3 separate regions of the Homo sapiens genome follow, and all the other regions are linked to region 2. Evidence: chromatin contacts called from ENCODE Hi-C or POLR2A ChIA-PET data. All regions are on one chromosome and are shown on one strand. Each heading gives the region's core, a stretch centred on a gene start or an enhancer-like site at or near the end of the contact. The rest is flanking DNA. Distances are from core to core; before and after follow the strand shown. Region 1 holds the start of MRPL1 (mitochondrial ribosomal protein L1). Region 2 holds the start of LIN54 (lin-54 DREAM MuvB core complex component). Region 3 holds the start of PPM1K (protein phosphatase, Mg2+/Mn2+ dependent 1K).

What was found. Hi-C counts contacts between places; a loop is a spot of excess contacts on that map. ChIA-PET counts read pairs that join two places held with the same protein, here RNA polymerase II (POLR2A). Pooled maps may share reads with other maps.
Region 1: a map of CD4-positive, alpha-beta T cell shows a loop between it and region 2 (5-fold over the local background). The contact joins the promoter of MRPL1 here to the promoter of LIN54 in region 2. A Hi-C loop is called at or near these places in 1 of 168 maps with a recorded cell type or tissue (CD4-positive, alpha-beta T cell) and 9 of 50 pooled maps. POLR2A ChIA-PET finds 5 or more read pairs at or near these places in 2 of 52 experiments (GM12878 and activated B cell).
Region 3: a loop to region 2 is called in a pooled map, with 18 times the contacts of the local background. The contact joins the promoter of PPM1K here to the promoter of LIN54 in region 2. A Hi-C loop is called at or near these places in 2 of 37 single-sample maps with no recorded cell type and 10 of 50 pooled maps.

Annotation. Positions count from the first base shown.
Region 1 is chr4:77,860,900-77,865,337 of GRCh38, forward strand. MRPL1 (mitochondrial ribosomal protein L1) reads left to right here and starts at 1,931. Exons shown (of 9, transcript NM_020236.4): 1 at 1,931-1,980. The coding sequence starts at 1,950. RefSeq lists a silencer at 1-134 and enhancers at 1,619-2,018, 2,379-2,478.
Region 2 is chr4:83,009,224-83,013,742 of GRCh38, forward strand. LIN54 (lin-54 DREAM MuvB core complex component) reads right to left here and starts at 1,600. Exons shown (of 13, transcript NM_194282.4): 1 at 1,261-1,600. RefSeq lists enhancers at 1,440-1,539, 3,421-4,306, 3,914-4,043 and silencers at 1,610-1,689, 3,414-3,743.
Region 3 is chr4:88,283,130-88,287,375 of GRCh38, forward strand. It overlaps PPM1K (protein phosphatase, Mg2+/Mn2+ dependent 1K), which reads right to left and starts at 1,432. Exons shown (of 7, transcript NM_152542.5): 1 at 1,277-1,432. It overlaps PPM1K-DT (PPM1K divergent transcript), which reads left to right and starts at 1,801. Exons shown (of 5, transcript NR_134238.1): 1 at 1,801-1,932. RefSeq lists enhancers at 1,215-1,274, 1,315-1,404, 1,317-1,840 and a silencer at 1,575-1,794.

The sequences.
Region 1 (4,438 bases), core at 681-3,180, 5.1 Mb before region 2:
CCCCGCTGTCTATAAAGAAAAATAAAAATAAGTTAGCCAGGTGTGGTGGTGTGTGCCTGTAGTCCCAGCCCCTTGGGAGGCTGAGACATGAGGATCACTTGAGCCCAGCAGGTGAAGGCTGCAATGAGCTATGATCTTGTCACTGCACTCCAGCTTGGGTGTCAGAGTGAGATCCTGTCTTGAGAGGGGGAAAAAAAAGTCCACAGATGGGGGCCAACTGACCCCAGCTGTGGACTGTGGAAAGGAAACAGATATAGGGTCTAAGGACCAGCACCTCTAATCTGAGTGTTTGTTTTTCTCTGAAATTGACTGGGTAAACTTGCTCCAATTCTGGTACTTACTCTCAAATTGAATTAGTTTTTTTCATTTATGCATAGCCAAGTACACTGCTTGACACATGGCAGGCACTCATATATTTGTGAAAAGAAGGGAGGATGAGAGGGAGCGAGGGAGAGAAGGAAAAGTTTACAAAGATAGATTTAAGTTCTTCGATTTTTTTGCATAAGTCACAAATTGTTATAGAATCTTTGAAGTAACTGCTTAGGTGTTAACAAGACAAGGCAATACATTAGAAATCTTATTTTTTCATGTAGATGAGTACTATGTATAAATATGAATAAAGCATCTGGGAAATGCCTTTGATCCAGTTCATCTGCCTGTGGGCAGCTTCATTGAAGCAAGTTAATTTTGCAGGCTTGCCATTCTAATTGAGTCACTAATTCATGTATGCATATATTCATTTATTCAGCAAACATTTACTGAGAGCCTCCTATGGGCCTGGCACTGAAGTATGTGCTGAGGTTACAAAAATGAGTAAGATGGTTTCTACCCATAAAAAGCTCAGACTGGTGACAAGAACTGATATATTGTGGTGATGGCTGCACAACTCTTTGAGTACACTAAAAACCATTTAATTGTACAATTTAAATTGGTAGATTGTATGCTATGTAAATTATATCTCAAAACTGTTTAAAAGAAACACAGCCTGAGGCGAAATCTTTAAAAAGTTACCTAGGTGATGTAGGGTACGGTACACACGAAGCAGAGAAGATAGAATGAACCAAGTTATGGAGGTGAGAAACGTGTGTGTGTGTGTGTGTGTGTGTGTGTGTGTGTGTGTGTTGTGGGGGAGGTAAGCTGGGAAGTGATAAAATCCGTAATCAGATTTGTTTTAGATAAACCACACCGACAGCTGTGACGTAATGGAAAGTACACTCATTCTGTTTTGTTTTTGTTTTTTTTTCCTATCAGAATAACTTGTGCGTGGGTCTTGGAGCTGCCATTTTAAAACTAGAAATGTTTTATAAATGTCAAGTATTATTATTCAATTGATCCTAATGGTAAGTCTACTCGCTTGCCAGCAGGGGGTAAATGTAGAGATTAATTTAAGATTTTAAAGCTAAGGTTGATCTTGCGCTGACAGAAAGTTTGACAATTAGCAAAAAAAGTTTGTCAGTGAGTTGGACACCTCCCTCGGGTAGCGGCGAAAACGCCTAGAGAATTTTTAAAATAAGTCTTTCCAAGGCCGGAAAAGTGGCGGAGGAAGCTAGTGGGTTTCAGGGTTCCTGTTTTTCAAGATTTTACGTTGGGTATTAAGTACTCTCACAGCCTGTTAAAATTGTCGCTCTGAGTACACTTGCAGGATCAAAAAAGAAAAAGAATAAGAAGGAAGGATTAAAATAATCACAGCATCGCCAACAGGATCGTATTTTCCCGAAGGTGGTTAACCAGCCATACCGGAACCACGAAACACACAGGGTCCTGGGCAACACGGAGGACTAACAGTAACACCGCCACGCCGGCAGCAAAGCTCATTTTGGTCCCCGCCCCGTTCCTCTTTCTCTTTTTAACTCCTTCCCTCTTTGCGGATTCTAGAACGGAACCTTTTTTTAATTCTTCCCAGTAGAAACGTAGGAACAATTTCGTGAACGCAATCCGGAGTGCCCAACATGGCGGCGGCCGTAAGGTGCATGGGTAGAGGTAAGGCGAGGGGTTGTCTTGCAGGGGAAATGGCTCTGGCACCGAGTCTCTGGTTGCAGCAGAGTGCAAGGCGGATTCTGCTCTGGGTGCTGAAAATGCCTCGTGCTGTTTCTGGTCTCTAGGTTTTTCAGAGGGTGGGTCATTACTACTTAAAAGTGACCTTATGAAGGGTTTCACTCCATTCTGGAGACGTCCACCCTGAGGGAGGGAGTGGGAGCGGGACGTACATCGAGCGCCCTCCAGCCACCTATGGGCATGGCAAGGACTGGGTCGTCTCTGATACTGGGGTGTGGGCTGCGGGTAGTGGAGTGTGATAAGTGAGGTGAGTTCTGATAAGGGAAAGATGATGTATTTGAGTGGCTTAAGTCTGTAAATTAGAGCAATTTTCAAAGTGCTTTTTGGTGCTTTCGGAATTACTTCGTTATAGGCGATTCCAGTTCTTAAACTTCCATAGGTGGTCTAATTTGGATCAACGTTTATCATTTGAGGGGGCTAATTCTGTAGTACCTCTTGGTAGCGCCTCTTTTCATCTTAATAATTTCAACTTTTTGTCTACGATGACAGCCCTTTCTTGTGCAACAATTTTTTTTTTTTTTTTTTTTTGAGACGGCAGTCTCGCTCTGCCACCCAGGCTGGGAGTGCTGTGGTGCGATCTCAGCTCACTGCAACCTCCGTCTCCCAGGTTCAAGCGATTCTCCTGCCTCGGCCTCCCGAGTAGCAGAGACTACAGGCGTGTGCCACCATGCCTGGCTAATTTTTGTATTTGTAGTAGAGACAGGGTTTCACCATGTTGACCAGGCTAGTCTTGCACTCCTAATCGCAGGTGATCCGCCCTCCTCGGCCTCTCAAAGTGCTGGGATTACAGGCGTGAGGCACTGCGCCCGGCCTGTGCAACGCTTTTTGCTTTTATTTTGTGTTTTTGAAGTCCAGTGATATATATTGTTTAATTTAGGTAGGTCTTTAGGTAGAAGCAGTAGCCAGCATTACCCCCATTTTACAGAGGAAGAAACTGAACTTATTAGATATGTGGCCAAGTTCATATAACTAGTAAATGGCAGAGGAAGTACTGAAGCTTGCAATCCTAGGTCAGTGATACATGTATATTTAACACTGCATCACAGTTTTTTTTTTTTTTTTTTTGAGTTTCTTTTTAGGAAAACTGTGTCAAGAGAGTTATTGCTCAAAAATTAGGGGTGACAAGAGATAACAACAGACCCTGATGCCTACTTTGTGAGCAAACCAAAATGTATATTATTTCTGAAAGGAGGTTGAAGGCATCTTCATGTATGACAGAAATCGTTATGTTACACAAATCCAAAGAAACCAAAAATACCTGAATATTATAATTTTCTTGTCACATTTTCTTCTCTTGGCTTCTAGGATATCTCTCTGTTAATTGTCTTCCTATTTCATGTGTCATTTTTTCTCACATTACTTGGCTGGTTCCTCTTCCTCTCCCCAGCCTCTTTACTTTGGAGTGTTCTGGAAGCCAGGGTTCCATCCTTCATTCTCATCTCTTCTGTATCTAAATTCACTCCTTGGTTAGCTCATCCAAAGTTTGTGGCTTTGATTATTGTCTATCTTTTTTATTTTTTTAATTGTTTACTTATCAGGAGAAACTTTCACATTTCATAGTTCAAGAACACAGGTCAGTGACAAACTTTTAGGTAATTCAACCCAAAGAAATTCTTTATATTGCAAAATCACTTTGTGCTCTGAAATATACGTTTTCCTCATCTCCTCAAAATCTTTTATGGAATCATCATTTCTGTAGGAGTCGACACATGCCTTCTTTCTTGGCTCAGCCACCGCGAACATAGCGAAAACCCCCAGGGATACAATGAATGCTTCAACAATATGAAATTGCAAATGTTTTGCCAGAAGGCCCCACATCGGAGGTTCATTAAAGCACTGGAAGCCACGGTAGCTACTGTTCTTTTTAGGTATTAGCCTCAATACCAGCATTCTTCCTGGCTGTTGGAGAAATGGATGGCCAATTATTGTGTATATCTTTTTTTTTTTTTTTTTTGAGAAGGAATCTTGCTCTGTCACCCAGGCTGGAGTGCAGTGGCACGATCTTGGCTCATGCAACCTCTGCCTCCCGGGTTCAAGCAATTCTTGTGCCTCAGCCTCCCAAGTAGCTGGGATTACAGGCGCGTGCCACCATGCCCGGCTAATTTTTGTATTTTTAGTAGAGGTGGGGTTTCACCATGTTGGCCAGGCTGGTCTCGAACTCCTGATCTCAAGTGATCCACTCACCTCTGCCTCCCAAAGTGCTGGGATTACAGGCATGAGCCACCATGCCCAGCCGATTATTGTCTATACCTTAATGGTTATCAAATTTATATCTACAGTTGGGATCACTCTTCTGAACTTTAGATTCTTATACTCATCTGAGTATTCTACATCTCCACTTTGATAGCATATCAGCACCTTGCAGTTGTTTAAAATCAAATTC
Region 2 (4,519 bases), core at 350-2,849:
AAATTTGTGATATATGACACACTATGGCACAGTGTGTTACATATACTCTTTGTAGACAATTTGAATAAGGAAATAATATCACATATACTCTCTGTAGACAATTTGAATACGGAAATTTAGGGCTAATCATAAACATTACCCATGGGCATTCCTCAATACTAATCCTTCTGTTCATTATACACTCAATGTCATTGACCCAAAAAAGCTGGGGGAAAAGCATAGGGTCCAAATTAATGTATAAAAATTTTTTTGCCCAGCCTAAAAATTTGATTCACATGTAACTTTTCTGTAACACTAGTGTTGTGTGCAAGGAGACAGACTCCTTACGGATCTTTCAGCATAACCTAAAACTTAACATGGGTCTTCAGATAACCTAATAAAACAGTGGCTGTTATAGTCAATCAATCCAGCTCTCTAAACAAAGGGCTAGGCTAATCACTCCAGCATTTAGTGATTTAGAAATAACAGAGGTCTCAATTTATTTTTCCCAACTTAATGTACTCACAACAAATGCTTGCATCACCCCATCGCAACTCTCCTTCTTAACAATGAAGGTAAAACTCAGGACCAAAAGAGAGCTCCTAGAGCTGTATTTCATTTGCATTATAAAATCTACAGCAAAATTTTTCATAACTTTACTCTCTGAATTCATGAACTAGGTTGGCGGGGGCAGGAGGGTGAGTATAGAGAAGAACTTCCCTGAAAAGCATGAGTATAAAATATAACTGAGAGTATCTCAATTGTTATATGCCAAATGGCAGGGGCAAAGAGGTTAGTTACTCTAAGGATAACAGAGCATTAAAAATTTTTTTTCTAATTCTTACAAAACTGGTCCCTATTCTATAAAATGTGAACATCCACAACCCAACAAGTTACAGACTAGGATCTAAGACACAGATCTTAAATGCAGATAAAATGCCAATGCTCTGCCTCCCTAAAGAAACGTACAACCCCAAGAACTGCTGAACACCATCAAAGCAACACCCGCCAGAGTGGCTGTTTTAAACATTATATCAGGAAATCATGATAAGTGCTAGCGGTTCCTCTAGGCCTCAGCAGCAGCCTTAGGTATAAGAGCAAACTGGAGCCCTCTTAACACTCAAAGAATAATGTTGATGTCATGACGAGGCTACTGATTCTTCGCACTCCGGACAAGTCATTCCTTGATCCACCGCGCAATTCTTTCCCCACCCACCCCCATCCCCCCAAATAAAGAGATCTCCGGACAGAGAAGCCCTCGGGTACCCCATCCTCCTCTACCTCCAGCGGCTGCCGCTTTCTCCTCCCTCGGGCTCCGAGGTAGGGGCTCCAGAAGGTCCTGGGCAATCCCGAGCCCCGGCGGGGCTTGTTTTGCCCGTGCACGATAGCTCTGGCCAGCAGCTTCCTTTCCCAGTTTGTCCAAACTGGAGCGCTCCAGGGTACCCGGGGACCGAGAAGGGAGCCGGGGTGGCGACGTCGCCGTCGCCGCCGCCTCTGGTATGTCAGGGGCCGGGATTGTATTTCGAAAGATCCGCCATTTTCACCTCGTCATCACCATCACAGCTCAGCAGCTTCCCCGACAGCCGGAGCCCGGGCCGCCGCCGCCGCCGCCACCACCAGTAACCTCCCCCTTCCTCCTCCTCCCCTCCCCGCCCGCCCCACCCGGGAGGCGCACACCCACATATCCGGGGAAGCCTCCCGCCGCCCCGCCAACCTTCAAACGCACAAGGGCCGTGCAAGTGCACACGGGCTACGCCGAGACCTTTCACCCCCGGGCGGAGCACGGGCCCCCGCAGGGACGCCAAAGGAAGTCGCGCCACCTGCGGGGTCCCAAGTCCGGCATATTTTTGTTTGCAAGACCAAAAGCCATGCGGAGGGTGGCATAAGGACAATAAAGAACCCAAACTCTTTCATTTTCAGAGCAGCAACTTGAGAGAGATGGTGGAATGCGTTTCATTCACTGTGGCTATCTCAGGCACTAAAAACACTGTGAAAGACCTTTAATGTCATTCACCAACTTTGACATTTTACCCCACCCGCAGAACTACTTTGACAGGATGAGCTATTTCCATATGCATGTTCGACCTTTGACACCTTTGTCAATTACAGGCAGCAATCCTCATGCAGATGAAGTGGTCAAAATATCTAATTTAAAAAAATAAAGTTCTGAGCTATCTTCCTCTCCAACTTAATTTATCTGGTCATTTCTGTCCATGAACACTGCGACTTCCAATCTGTCATCGGTTTAAGACGTCAAAGCGCAACTAGATTTGAAATGATTGAACTAATTGTAGAAACATTCATGAATGATCGATTTCTAAAATATTGAAAATATAACTCTTAGCTAAAATTATTTGCCAAATGTTTTTTTAGGATCTAAGTCATCAAATTAAAAAAAAACCATCTGCTGCTGATATATTTGTTCTGTACAGTAAAAATAAACAGCTTGCTTCAGAACAAGATCCTAGAGCTACCTACTAGGTAGGTAAGAGTTACCAGCTCTTGTCATCAGTCAGTTGAATAAGTAACCAAAAGAGAACAGAGGTAATTCTTAATCATTTAAAAAATAACAAAACATAAGCTGCAAGGCTTCTGAAGAGATCAGCATTAAAAAAAAAAAAAAAGGAAACTGGCTGCCTTTGTCAATTTTAGAAAGAGTTAACCATCCAAAAGCTGAATTCTGTATCATTCAACCACAACATAAGCTCTGGGCAAACTGAATTTCAAGGCTGCGAACAGGGCCACTCTACTGTCTAAGTTAGTGTAGGAAGAGTAAGGTTGAAGTTGAAGTTGAAAAAGTCATTTCATTTCCCTACCTTGTTTCAATGGCAACTCCATATAAAAGTCGGTAGATTCAGCCTTCAACAAGGGCTGTCCACCACCCACCCCAATTGCTGTTTTTATATGCAGACTACCAGATGCTGAGAGTATAAAGTGTTCTCAATTACTTCATCTTTAAACTTCATTTCCCCACTGACGGCCCCGTCCATCCGCACTCTGCTTGGTTGTTTACCGTTGCTGGCCAAGCTAAGTCCCGGCCCGCTCCCTTCCCCCGTGCACCTCGGGAACATTATGACATTTGGCTGGTGGGCTTCGCGAGGAAAACGGACACGCACGAACAAGAGCCTGTACAAAGGGGCATAGGAAGAACGCGGCGGCGGGCAGTAGGGAGAGGAGGGACTGGCACAAAATGACACAGCAGCAAAACCGGTTCCCAGAAACCTGGGGCCGCCACGGGTGGCTTGTTGGGTCGCGCAGTGTGCGTGTCAACAGCCGCAGGAGCCCTTACTCCAGACCGCCGGGCAGGCGGCTGGCCGAGCGCTGGCCCTGCCGGGTGACAGCCACCCTCTCGGGAGCCGACGGGAAGAGACCGAGCCCCAAGGATCCTTCGCCCCCCGCAACCCAGCTTCAGGGAAGGGGCGCGGCGGACCCCGCTGGCGGGTTCCCGCTCCCCGCCAAGGCCCACCGGCCCGGGCTCCCGGAGGGAGCGGTCCAGCGCTCTCCGCCCGCGCAGGCACTCGCAGCGGGGGCCGGTTCCCCCTTCCCGCCAGCCCGCCCAGGAGCCCCCATCCCGGGGGCTGACACTCACCAAAGCCGGCGGCGCCGCCGCCTCCTGGTCGCGCGGCGCTCCCTGGGCTCCCAGCAGCAGCGGCGGCGGCGGCGCCTCCGAGACACAGACCAGGGTTTGTTCAAAATCACGCGCCCAGCCCCATTCCACCGCCGCATCCCATAATACGCTGGGCCCTCCCCGCCCGCGCGCCCCTCTCTGCCCGCCCCTGCGCTCCGCACCCCGCCCCACGGCCGGCTTCCTTCGCTCCGCCTCTTCCGCGGCGCCTCGTCCCTCCCCTTGGCAACCCAAGCCCGCGTCATTCCGCCGGGCTCCGCCAGGGCGCTCCAGTTCCACGTGACGCCGAGTGGCGCCCGGTCAAAGCGATCGCACGGAATGTTCCATCGGACTGAAGCTGATGGGGGGAGGACCCGCATCGCGCTGCGGTTGGGAGAGACCGTCCCTTCGTCTAGCTTTCCTTGTTAGGAAGTCCGGGTTGTAGGTGCGACTTCCAGGATATCCCGCTGTTTGATGTGCTTGAGTGAGGAGGTGATCAGTAGTCACAAATGCCAAGTCACTGTGTTTTTAGGCACTAGTTTTGCAGTGTCGCTAAAAAGCCACAGGGAGATTCATTGAGAGTTAAACTTATTTTGAAAGACGTTTTGCATTTCTTGCAACACGCAGCTAAGACTAACACAGTCAAAATTATTTGTATTTAATCACCTTTTATTTTTTCCCGCGATTTATATGATATCCAAATACGGAGTCGGATGAACAGACGCTGACAGATCATTCTGAGGGGAAAAAAAAATTATTCTGAGAGATTATTATCAACTGCTGTGAGTGCGACAAGCACTACATATACGAAAATAGAAAATACAAGAGTGTAAATGTAAGATGGTGCGATACAGTGTATAATTTGCTAATGGAGTACGGAGGACATACAGGTCAGCATGAGAGACTACCTCGGGAACATAATGGAGGAGGTGAAAC
Region 3 (4,246 bases), core at 182-2,681, 5.3 Mb after region 2:
TCTGAGACAGGGTCTTGCTCTGTCGCCCAGGCTGGAGTGCAGTGGTGCGATCTCGGCTCACTGCAGCCTCGACCACTCAGGATCAAGAGATCCTCCCACCTCAGCCTCCGGGGCTGGGACCACAGGCACATGCCACCACGCCCGGGTAATTTTTGTATGTTTTGTAGAGCCGAGGTTTCGATGTGTTGCCCAGGCTGGTCTCGAACTCCTGGGCTCAAGCCCGCTTTGGCCTTCCAAAGTGCTGTGATCACAGGCGTGAGCCATTGCTACCGGTCTCATTGCTCTTTTTCATCGTCATTGTAATCTGTCACTTTAGTCGCTCATTCTGAAACCGAAGGACAGCCTCATTCCTCCGCCCTGACGGAAAGAACCGATGAGGCCTTGCTGCACGTTAGCAGTGGGAGGCTCAGAAAAGCCCGTGGAGCTTTTGAGACTGCAAATTCCCTGGCTATTTCCACCTGGAGCCTCTTTGTCACATCCGGTGAATTCCCTCATCTACAGAAAGCGGCTGCTGAAAAAGACATCACCAGCTACAACGCCTTGAGTACTACAGCGCTCCCTGCGCAAAGTAAAACCCAAGTCTTCGGATCAAAACCAGCCGGGGCTGTGCATCCTTCACGATGCCGGACCTCCTGAAAAGCTCACCTGGGTACAGCTCAGGATCCTGGCCTCGGCTCGCTGGCCCTGACAGGCGGGTGGTCAGGGTGACACACGGTGGGAAGAACACACGCCCGCCTGCCTGCGAAGCCTCGCAAATAGCTGGGCTCCCTCGGCACCTTCTGCCGCCAGGTCTCCGCCTCCCAACCTCCCTCTGGGCGTACCGAGCCCGTTGTCGCCACGTTTCCCTCGCCCGGGAGGCAACGCGGCACCCACCCCGCAGCATCCTCGCTTCCGGGGCCTCGGGCAAGGGTCTCCAGTCCCAGCCCACCCACCCTGCCCGCCTCGCGCCGCGCTGGCCCTCCAGCCTGCGGCCACATTCAAGGCCGAGCGCAGTCTGGGCTGGAAACCCGCCGCCCGGGGCGCAGGCAGCCCAGCTGGGCCCCGCCTCACCCCGACGAGCTGCTCACGACCTCCAAAGGGAAGAAAGCGACGCTCTGAGAACTCCGAGAGGCCGCCGGCCAAGCGCCGACTCGGGGGGCGGGGGAACGGAAACCGACGTCTCCCCTTCGACCTCCCGGGAAACCCTTCTCCGTTTACTCTCCATTCCGCGACCGCCAATAAAGAACAGCATACATGGTTAGCAGAAATAAATGAATTGCACTCTCTAGGCTCTTACCTCTGGATGGCTACGTCCCTGAAAAATGTTTTAATTAGCTAACGGAGGACGGGGGAGGAGCTTTCTTGGTCGGTAAATAAGAGTGCCTTCTCCGTCGTCTCGGATCTCCGAAGCAAGCAGTCAAAGCGGCCACTGCCTTGCCTGCTGGAAATTCTCGAAAATTTTTCTCCCGCAGTTGACCAGATGGAGAGGGAGAAGTCTGTTCCCGCTGACTGACAGCAGATCCGGCCAGTCCGCACTCGGCGAGACGGCTGGCCGGCCGCCCGGGCCCTCGATCGCAGCCAGTCACAGATGCCGATGGGAACGAGCCTCCCCGCGGCTGCTATTTGACTTCGCAGGCTTCCAGCTGCGCGGCGGAGCGACGTCACCCTGTGCCAGTGGTGGCTCGCGGCGGCGCCCCGCCCTCCCGAGGTTAGCTCCCCAGCCAAAGAGGGGGCGCGCTTGCGCGGTGGGTGGGGCCGCGAGACTTGGTACCTAGCCAGCGGGCGGAGCGCGGAGGGGGTTTCGCTTCGGGCTAAGGGACTGTAGTTGTGACAGCCAGGAAACCGAGAACGGAATGCCAATACTGCTTAGGCTTAGAGTTTGAAAGGCATCTGATTTCACTGCCATGTCTTTGAACAGCAGTGCACAGTGCAGTCTTCTTCGTGGCTGAACAGGTATCTTGTGATCTTTAGGGAATGTCTATTAATTCATTAAACAAGTATTTCTGTGTTTATTGAAGGACGTCTTGTATGCTATACATTTGCTAGGCACTGGGGATACGCCCCTAACACAGCTAGACACGATAGCTGCCCTCATAGAATTTTCAGTCTAACAAAGAAGAGGGAGAAAACCAACAAGTAAGCAAGCACATAGAATAGTAATTAATCATGTCAAGGAAAGAAATAGGCATGGTGTGGACACTGGAGGATAACTTCAGATAAGATTGTTATATGAGAACTTTATAAGATGGCATTTAAACCATCAGTCATTCAGCCATGGAACCAATAAAATGATGAATTGTTTTGGGCAGAGGGGACAGCAGACAAAGGTCTCTCGGTGAGACAGCCCGGCGTTTTGGAAGAACAGAAAGAAAGCCAAAGTGTCTCCAGCATATTGAGGGAGGGAAAGAACAGCATGATGTGAGAGAGATGAGGCAGACAGGGGCTTGGAGTTGGCATTACATTTTAAATTTAATGGGCTTCTATTGAGGCATTCGAAAAAAAGAAGTGAAAGGGTCTGGGTTTAGACTTTACATCACTTTGGTTAGTGTGCAAAGAACAGTTAAAATAAGCTATTGGGAAACTGATTAGGAGATGATGACAGATGAAATTTAAGGTGGAAGATGACTTTGATTAAACTATGACAATATCACTGAAGGGAGAGAAGAGCAGAGAGATTAGAGATTTTAAAGATAAATAATTAACTTGATTTGGCATTTTAGTTATTCTAGGCCAGGGACAACTGTTTTGAATCCAGTGCATTTAATAACCAGGTTAGAGAGTGACTCTCATATTGACGGCTCACAAATTATAGTAATAACCTTGAGTAATATTATGTTGAGTTGATGTCTTTTCATAGACTTCCTGGATTTTTTTTTCTTTTGTCTTTCTTTCTTTTTTTTTTTTTTTTTTTTTTTTTTTTGAGACAGGGTTTTACTCCTGCCCAGGCTGGAGTGCAGTGGCGCTATCTGAGCTCACTGAAACCTCTGCTTCCCAGGCTCAAGTGATCCTCCCACTTCAGCCTCCCAAGTAGCTGTGACTACAGGCACGCTCAACCATACACAGCTAATGTTTATATTTTTTGTAGAGATGGGGCTTCCCCATGTTGCCCAGGCTGGTCTTGAACTCCTGAACTCAAGCAATCCACCCACCTCAGCCTCCCAAAGTGCTGGGATTACAGGCATGAGCCACTGTACCTGGCGTGGAATTTAAAAAAATAATAATTTTATTGAAACATGTGTCTTAAAAAGTGCACATATCCTAAGTGTAGACAGCTCAATGAATTTTCACAGTCTGCAGACACCTTTGTATCCAGCACCCAGATCAAGGAACAAAACATTATTAATACCTGGGAACCCCATCAACCTGCCTTCCAGGCACTGCCTTCTTCCAAGGGGAGTTTCTATGCTGACTTTCAACAGCATAGGTAGTTTTGCCTATCTTTATACTTGTTATATATAAAGCCATAAAGTATGTGTTCTTTTGTTTCTGGCTACTTGGACTCAACATTACACTTGTGAGATTCTTCCATATTGTTGTATGCAGTTGTAGATCATTCATTTTGTTTTCCATTCTGTGGATATACTGTAATTTATGAATTCATTCTTCTGATGGACATTAGGGCAGTTTGCCATTTAGAGCCATTATAGATAGTGCTACTATGAGCATTCTACTACATATCTGTTGGTGATGGCTTTCATTTGATGGAGTATTTTGGTAGCTAAGTTACTATTAAGTTTTTAAAAATCTGCTCATCAATAATGTAGTATCATGTGTTGCAATATCTCAATCATTTGGATCAAAATTTGGTGCAGATAATGAGGACTTTGCTTTCACAAATGTGAAAAATTTTGGTAACAAGAAAGATGTGGGAAATTTTAAGCTTGGAAGTGTAAAATATTTTGAATTGTCCTGGAGTTTTGACCTTTTTTATAACCACTTGCATGCCCAGCATCTGAGAACATCATGACTTTGCTAAATCCTTGTACCAAAACAGACTGGAATCCAGAGTCACATGATAAGCAAAGCCACTTAGGCTGTTCTGAAGAATATCTTTGATACTAAAACAGTCCTTGAAATTGCCTTTGAAAATCACACCATTTCACACTCTACCACAGCTCATTAAAATTAAAGCCAGCAGTTTACTTCTTTTGAATTATATGCTTCTGGGTTTTGAATCTCTGAAGCATAGCTAAATACACCACAAAAATAATTCATGGCCAGCACAGTGGTTCATGCCTGTAATCCCAGCACTTTGAGAGGCCAAGGC